Regions from separate parts of the Homo sapiens genome. Here region 1 is linked to region 2. Evidence: read pairs that join two places in POLR2A ChIA-PET (ENCODE). Cell type or tissue: A673. All regions are shown on one strand. Links, peaks and the distances in the headings refer to the core of each region. The heading gives the core; the rest is flanking DNA. Region 1 overlaps SAMD4A (sterile alpha motif domain containing 4A). Region 2 has its middle 180 kb from the start of CDKN3.

The links. Peaks named below come from ENCODE experiments on the same cell type or tissue, not always from the same donor. Only the 100,000 strongest peaks of a DNase experiment are listed, where the experiment ranks them.
Region 1: POLR2A ChIA-PET joins it to region 2 with 17 read pairs; 1 of 35 experiments calls an interaction of 5 or more read pairs at or near these places.

Annotation. Positions count from the first base shown.
Region 1 is chr14:54,725,792-54,730,186 of GRCh38, forward strand. All of the region lies in intron 3 of SAMD4A (sterile alpha motif domain containing 4A), which reads left to right. Among named protein-coding and RNA genes, the nearest start is that of SAMD4A-AS1, 40 kb to the left of the region's middle. In A673, for the core only: no CTCF peak of the experiment used is centred there; a DNase peak (open chromatin) is centred at 2,330; H3K4me3 peaks cover 830 bases; H3K27ac peaks cover 1,605 bases.
Region 2 is chr14:54,216,926-54,221,320 of GRCh38, forward strand. No RefSeq gene overlaps it. Among named protein-coding and RNA genes, the nearest start is that of CDKN3, 180 kb to the right of the region's middle. RefSeq lists an enhancer at 3,940-4,395. In A673, for the core only: no CTCF peak of the experiment used is centred there; no DNase peak of the experiment used is centred there; H3K4me3 peaks cover 292 bases.

The DNA.
Region 1 (4,395 bases), core at 256-4,255, 510 kb after region 2:
TTAGGTACGGAAGTACAGAAGGGCCACATGACTTCCAACTCAAATCCCAAATTCTTCTCCCTTCAGCAGTCCGTTTTTGTTTTGGTTGATGCCTACCCCAACGTCAACAGAACAAGTATCAGCCAGCAAGAGCTGCGTATGTAGTTAGAGCATCTTAACCTTGAATGTACATACAAATCTCCTAGGGTCTTGTTAAAATGCAGTTCCTGGTTCAGGAGGTCTGGGGTGAAGCCCAAGAGTCAACCCTTCTAACAAGATCCCAGTTGATGCCAATGCTACCTGTCCATGGATCTAGAATGCAATTTTTTACCATTTGTGAGTTGGTTATGCTCTCACCAGCTGAATTTCCAGACTAAAAGAAAATGTGCCTGGAGCTTTCTGCAGCTGATTCACATTCAAATGGGGCCTGAGGCTGACCCCTGACCCTCTCTTTCCTACTTACAAGGGTGAAAATGACCACAACAAGAGGCAAGCACTATTGCCCAGGAGTCAAAATATTTTTCTGGGGAGTCTTTAGGAATTCCTGCCCAGGTATCATTTGGATTGGAACCCTGGTTCAAAATATCATTTACTTTATCTAGAGAGCAGTGCAAGAGTGATCAACCCTGAGCTAAAGAACCTGAACAGAATTTTGCATGGGAATCCAAAGCAAATAAGATAATCATTGATGGGAAAAGTGAGGGTATGAATTTTGTCTTTTAAAAGCCCCATGAAAACAAAACAAGATGCTCATTCTTTTGAGGCATCTTATTAAGACCAGCAGAAGCAACAGCCAATCTAGGGAGGTTTGGACTGTCCAAGATGTGGGACAAAGTTTGGGGGAAAGTACTGAGGCAGGAAGGCAGCCCAGTGCAGTGGTTCTTGACCCTGGCTATCGATTAAAGCCACCAAGGTGCATCTAAAAGTACAAATGCTCTGACCCTGCTGCAGGGATTCTCAGTGACTTATTCTGGAATGGGACCTGGGCATCGGGGTTTTTTTTTTAAAAGGCTCAAAGGAAGTTAAGTGTACAGCCAAGGTTGAGAACCACCGGTCTAGGAGAAAACTGTGGTAGGTCACAAGATGGAAGGTGGAGTGAAGAGTTTGTATTTACGTGTACAGATAGTCTATTACTCATTCAGGGTAACTGCATTCTATAAAGTTGTTGTGAACACTGAATTATTGAATATTGAATGATTGCTTCTAGAGAAAATACAGGGCTAGGTTCGGTCACATTTTTGTCAACTTATCAATACATAATGTTGTTTTATGTGTGTTTCTGTTTAAAGATAGTTTATTTAATGTATATTATTGATTAATTAATGTTGAACTCACAACAAAGAACACTGTAATTCATACCTGAATGAAGCTTATCACAACAGCCTTCTTTTTTTCCTTTTTTTTTTTTTTTTTTTTTTTTTTTTTTTTTTTTTTTTTGAGGTGGAGTCTCACTCTGTTGCACAGCCTGGAGTGCAGTGGCACGATCTCGGCTTACTGCAACCTCTGTCTCCTGGGCTCAAGCAATTCTCCTGCCTCAGCCCCCCGAGTAGCTAGGATTACAGGCATGCAACACCATGCCTGGCTAATTTTTGTATTTTTAGTAGAGACAGGGTTTCACCATGTTAGCCAGTCTGTGTCCAACTCCTGACCTCAGGTGATCCACCCGCCTCGGCCTCCCAAAGTGCTGGGATTACAGGGGTGAGCCACCACACCCAGCCTTGGGGGCCATTTTAAATGGTGAAATTGTCAACAGAAAGCACAACAATGTGAAAAATATGGCACTAAATAGACCACAAAAAGGACACTTGTTTATAGTAGAGAGCTGAAACAAGAAAGCAGCGCTTCACTTTGCTCCACCTTAGCTGGGAGCAAGTGCATGGGGAGACTTGAATTTTTGGCTACTGTATTTGTGTCTGTGTATGACCATGAAAAGGCCACGAGTATTGACTCAGGTTCCAAATGAATTTTAGCAATATGTGAGTTTACAAATATAGAATCCATGAATAATGAGGGTCAATGGTATATAGACATGTAGATGAACACGCACGCGCACACACACACAGACACACACGCACTACCTAGTTTGTATAACAGGTGAGGGGGAACCAGCAGTAAACAGGAGCAAAGGGAGCCCAGCCTCTGGATCTGAGCTGGCATCTGGGCTCAGCCCAGCCCTCCTGATCACCCTCACAGCCTGTTCTTTTTGCTGCTGGGGTCTGTAGCTCCAGACAGCCCTCTCCATTTCATATCCAATAAGAAATGAATGCTGTTCAATTCCTGTCCTTAAGCTGGAACGGTCCTGGGCGCTGAATTATGCCAGGAACCTCGAGCTTGCTGTGTCTCTGGAAGTCTTTTATTGCACAACTGATTTATAATACCCAAGTAGATGAGTTGAGAGCAATTACGTAAATGCTGTTTCTCTGGGGCAGAGAAGAACGGTACGGTTTAAATGAAAAATGCAGTGCCAAGTCAAAAATTCAAATCGTTATGTATAATTACAGACCACAGTAAATCAATTTTACAAACACAGTACCAATCTCACCATGTTCCAACACCCACAGGGTAAGGTTGTGATGGTTTAGAATTTGGTAAGAGGCTGAAGGTGAAGTGAAAGTGGGAATTGGGGTGTTGTGGAGCCTCCAGAGCTTGTCTGAATCACATGGCGATTCAATCAAATATAATTAAGGAGCCAGGAGAGCCTAAACCATCCAATTTCTCCTAATTAACAACAAAAAAATCATCTAATTAGTAGTGTAAACTCAAATTCTGGTTTTTTTTTTGAATGGTCATTTATGTGTATTGTTGCATTTGACATGTAGATTGAATGCTTTAATGAAAACAAGAACCAATTCCCTAATCAGTAAATTGCCCTCCTCACTGCCATGCTGAGAATCTGCTGTTCTCCTCCTTTTATCAAGGAGCTAAGTTAAGAATTAGTCAGGGCTACATAATACATTTCTAATTATTTACAGCCCTTCTCCTGAAACTAGAAAGAAAAGAAAAAAATACTGTTTGATCAAGGCAGAGTTTAGGGTTTCATACTCAGAGAAATCCTAGTCATGCATGTGGCTGCAAGGCTCTGCTGGCCGTAGGATTTAGGCATCCTCTGATGATGCCTGTCCTTACCTGATCAGTGAGAGCCACTGTTCCATGTTATCTGGGAGCCTTTAAGCTTCAGTGGCAGTGAAGGAAGACCTGGCCTGCGGTTCAGCTCAAGACAGGAGTTAGTAGACACAGTTTTAAAATATCCTTTGGTACCTCCATTCAAGCAATTGACTCACTGCTCTTCTTGACAAGTGCTGGTAGCAACAAGGTGTAAAAGGACACCCTGATGATTTGTTCAGCGACTCTGGCCATCTCCTTGGGACTGATGCTCTGAGAGGGTCTTGGTGGCTCAGTCATGAAATCCTGGCTATTTGAAGTTCCAAACTTGGATGGTCTTGCTGGTTCCCACACTCAGTAGCAGTCTAGGTGGTGCCGTTAAGCGCGGGATGGATGCTGTATTGCATAAACCTCAGAAGCACTTTCTGCATAGGCATGTGAGCTGATGAAACAGCACTTACAATTTGAGAGTTATCTTTTAAGAAAAGGGTAGGAGGCAAGTTTTTGTCATCTAGCTTCCTGAGTTTCTCTACTATCTCGCTTCTCTACACACAGTGACTGGAGCATTTTTACAGATACGTGGGAACATTAAAAAAGAAATATCGGCTTAAATTCACTCCTGGCCACTTGCTTAACTCCATTATTTTCCCTACTTGGTGAAATAATAAAATTCTACAGTTCTGTCTAAACTCATTTCTAGAAATATCTTCATTTTATGTGGATAGAAATTCATGGACAAACTTAAGGGTTTAGTATAATGGTAGATACAAAAAGAAACAGTACAGGAAAGTAGAAGTTAACCCAGTATGAAGGAGACTTCAAAATAGCCAGGTTGATCCCATCGTTTCTTGAATTAGCCTACACATTTGCTTCAAAGGTGGAAAATTGCTTTCATAGTTGATGGAAGTTGTCATTGGTTTTGATAGGATGGAATGAGAGGATTGAGGTAGTGTCCTTTTAGGATTTCTTGATTTGAAGCTAAGTGTGGATGAAATTTACTGATTTCTATTTAAAGTATATACATATTGGCTTCTTGTCTAGGTATTTCATAAATAATGACAATGTAAAGTCAAACAGCCGTTATCTAAAATAGATTTTCTACTGGATGACACCCAGTTTTGCCATTATAGAGGCTGACAAAAGAGGACAGATGAAATATACCAAAGATTAGTGCAATAATAAAAGTCTGCCAGAAGCATTCTAATTTATTTCTTAAAAGCTCAAATGTTTAAGTGATAATGTGAAGGCAGAAACATACATCTTTGCTCTGCCCAAAAACTGAGCCATCTGTAGAGTAGTAAGAGCTGACACCAG
Region 2 (4,395 bases), core at 119-4,118:
TATTTATCTTGCTCATATTCATGAGGGCTGTGGGTTGGCTACAGTTCTACTGGTTTTTGCTCGTTCCACACCGATTCATTCCCATTGGCCAGAACACATCACATGGTCAAGCTCAAAGTCAGCAAATCAGTAAAGTACACTGCTGTATACTGGAGGCAGGGGAAGTCACAGGCCACAGGAAGAGGAATGCAGAAGGTAAATCGTGGTGAACAATAACCCAATACAACCACAAAGTTTCTCAAAGTTTTTTTTTTTTTTGGTGGGGAGGCAATGATAGAAAAGAAAAAAATACAGTGGAAATTGGTGCTTATTAACAAAAGGTTGTACTTTGAAGTCACATCAACTCTGATACATTCAGTGTAGTAAATACTAGAAGGCCCTAAGAGGGAAATCAGAGGTTACTGAAAGTTTTTATTTCAATTCTTCCATTTGATTCACTATTTGCTTTTTCATTAACTAAAAGGTATGAACAAAATATAATAAACATAGTTTTTGATAGCACAAAGAATGTGGTGCTTCCCTTGCTCAAAACATTTATACTTGTTCACTTCTGGACTTGCCTTCAAAGGTGAGGTCTCTTTCTCATGAGTGGTCTCACTGAAAAAAGCCATGTTCATTCTTGGAGGGTGGATTCAGATATTTGAAGAGCTCATTTGAAATGAAGTCTTCTGAATCAGTTAAATAAATGATCAAGGTGGATAACAGAGTTGGAAATGGATAAAAGCAAAGTGCCATCATAAAGCAAATTAACTAATTTATTGAGTAGCTTTAGTTTGAGTAGCAAACTGGGTCTGAGGGTAATTTCAGATGAGCATTTCCAAGAATGTTTTCAACAATGGCAGCATGATTGGTATAAATGCATAATCCCTTAAGGTGATACTTTAAAAAGTAAAACTCACTTGATGCAAGTTCTGAGTTTTGCTTTTACTCTTTTGTCTTATCTTTTAAATTTCCCTTCTCTCTAGTCTTCCCCATATGTACTTCACAGTGGTTTGTAGTAAACACATTTAGTATTTTGTTTCTATTTTCCTCAGCAAGTCAATACTTGCTATTCAAATTACCAATAAAAATTCTGAGAGCCTGCAATGATCACAGCATTATGCTAATTTCTATAGGAAAGAGTTAGTCCTGACTCGACCAATTTTCATAAATTTGCATGTTAGACATCATAGTACCACCAGTGAGTCCACACAGGTACTTTAAGCTGATAGCCTCTTCAACACCAAGCAATAAGCAACTGATAATTTCTATGTATGTCCTAGTGGAAATTCAAATAAAATCAAGTAAGAGATGGCCAATGAAATTTCCCCTAATGATAACAAATCATTGTTATCAAAAAGATACAGGATGCAAATGTGGGCCTCTGATACAACAAACACTGAGGCCAGGCACAGTGACTCACATCTGTAATCCCAGCAATTTGGGAGGCCAAGGCAGGCAGATGCTTGAGCCCAGGAGTTGGACACTACCCTGGGAAATGTGGTCAGACCCCGTTGCTACAAAAAATAGAAAAATTTCCCAGGCGTGGTGGCACGTGCCTGTAGTGCCAGCTACTTGGGAGGCTGAGGCGGGAGGACTCCTTGAACCTGGGGTGTGGAGGTTGCAGTGAGCCGAGATCATACCACCGCACTTCAGCCTGGGTGATGACAGAAAAAGACCTAATCTCAAAAGAAAAACAAAAAACAACAACAACAAAATACTGCTCAATTGCAGGATATATAATTATGATCCTTTCTCTCCAAAGTCATACCCAATTCTTGGAGATACCAAGTCAAAATAAACTTAGGAGAGAGAATTCCTGAAGCTCATAGCAGTGTATGAGCCCACTGATCTCCATTCTGCGGCTTTGAAATCTCCTTGTGTGAAAGGATATTCAGGAACCTGATAAGGGCAATGGCTGCAGTCCCTGGATTATGGTGCTGGGGGCTCTTAATAGGTGAGACTCATTGTGAAATCTGCGCCCTAAAGTGCAGCTAGAACTAAAGCCCTCCTCCACCTAACCTGAACTTTACACTGTCTAGCTGATACTTCAGCTTTACTTCCAATTTCTTCCCCACTACACCCCCTCTTTTCATGGGGATAGGTGAAGTGATAAAAATGGAAGAGAAGAGGAGCTCATGGGGGAACCGCTTGGCAGGGGCACTTACGCCAGTGTAAACCTCAGACCAGTCTGGGCAACAGAATCCCCTCAAAGTCACTCTGCATTCTTCCTGTACAGCCTTTAAAAGTAGTATCGCTGGCACCATCTGCCCCCCGTTAGGCAGTCCTGCTGTTGAAATTTCTGAGCTGCAGGAATGTTATCCATTTCAGTATGTTCACATTAAAATCAGTGCAGAAAGGAAAAATCTTCACTAGCTGCTTCAGCAGAACTCAGAAAGAGCAGCACAGCAGCGTTCCTTTCTCCTGAGCCCTGAAATTCGTGGTAAAGCACCGTCTTGTGGGTTCCCAAAGAGATTTGCTTACAAAGATCGGTGTAGGCGAGGCTGATTGGGTCTCCGGAGATCTCATCCTCTGACAGCTCGCTGCACCCCGCGGAATCTCGCTTTAGGTGTGTAACTGCCTGCCTGACACCTGACCCTTGCTCTCCGCAGCCTGACTCCAGGCTCTTGCAACTGTCCCCCAAGGCGCGGCCGACTCGCAAATGGGGCCGGCCTGGGCAGGGAGCGGCCCCCCGGCTGCCGCCGGACAGCCACATTTTAAGGCCTTGTAGTCACTTTCTCGCTAGTTCGAGGAAAGTTTTTGTACATTTTCATAAAAGGAGACCAGAAGAGAACACCCTCCTCTCACTTCCTAATATATTATGTCCTCCCCTGCCGAGTCCGGGGACTTAGTCTGGATTTGGTAACTGAAGTAATATAAATGTTAGCTAAGAAGTATTCCCGCAATGTGGTTCCAATTTAAGCTTGTTTTGAAGTCTAAAGGCCCAATATGTCTCATAGATTCTTCGCTGGACATTAGCACTAATGTAATTTGCCGAGGAGCGCAGGCCTCTATCTAGAAGGCGGCCGGGGCCCTCTGCGGATCAGGGCGCTTTCCCAGTGCCAGGGGGACTCCTGCCTTCGCCGGGAGCTCCCCCCACGGCTTTTGATGTTGGAGGCTTTGCTCAGGAAATTGCCTTATACTTGCCAGAGTTGCAGATAAATGGAACAAGGTAAGTGCTGTACCCTGTCACCACCCTCACTCCTCTCCCGAATCGGGAAGGACGCAGCCCAGGCTAAATGTATCCTTTCTCTGCAAGCTGTTTGCACTTTACTTCAATAACATCTCTCTCCCAACACTGACTTGATTTGCGAAGACACGCATGCCTTTTCCGAGTTGGACTGACGCACGCCCTCCCGGAGCCCGCCCCCCATCCGCAGCCCAGTTCGGCGCTCACACTCCTCCGGAGCCCCCGGCTGCATTCCCGTAATGAGCATCCCCCTGGAACTGCCTGCCCTTTATCTTGCTGGGGGGACCCGCACCTTTTGAACTGCCATCTGTAGATTGTGTTGGTGCACTGACTTGTTAACTGTGCCACGCTGTGAAGGAAATGGCATGATTTAGATCAAGTGCTCACGACGGCTGTTCATAAGAAACACTTGAGCCAAGCTGTTGCTGCTCAGAATGTGCCCTGGGGAGAGGGGTTCCGTTTCGGGTCACGGTCCTGCCTTGTATGAGGGCAGGCGCAAAGCGCTGCAATCCCGGGGCTTCGCTGGGGCTGGAGGGAGGGGGTGGGGAGAAACATTATGAAACCATAGAAGCGAGGCTGCCAAATTAACTTCTCACCCTTTCAATCACACTCCAGAGGATAAAAGCCTAACGTTTCTGCCTCAGAAACAGGCTCGGTTTACACCAAACAAGTTATTTCTCTGATTTATCAGCCCAGCCAGCTATCCTTCTAATTACTGAAAATCTCCGCTGTTTATGAAACTACTTTTGTAGGTGTTCAATGAACAAGGAGCTAGGAAATGGGTGTTGGAAAGTTTTTGTGGACAGAACTTTCCCCACGACTGCTTATCAAAGTAAATAAAAAGCAAAAGGTTTCTGGCTTCAGTTGTTTCGTTTCCATGAAAATGTTTCTGCTTGTTCCAATGGGCAAAAATAAAGTTGCAGAACCATAAATTCAGGTAAGCACAGATCATTCAATCTTCACTCCTAAATTGCATGTATCTGTAAGGAAGATTTATTTGGGAAGGCAAAAGTAAAACTGAGAAAGAGTGAGGGAACAGGGGAACCCTTTAGCTTAATTCATCAACTCCCAGGCTTGTTCCAAGGACACTGATTTGTCCATTATATGGAAATAGATGATTAGGGTCATTCTCTAAGACAAATTTACTTTTCTGCACACTCTAAATCTGTTTAGTCACTTTAAAGGTGTCAATTATTGGAACAGGCTAAGACTATGAATTTCTTAGT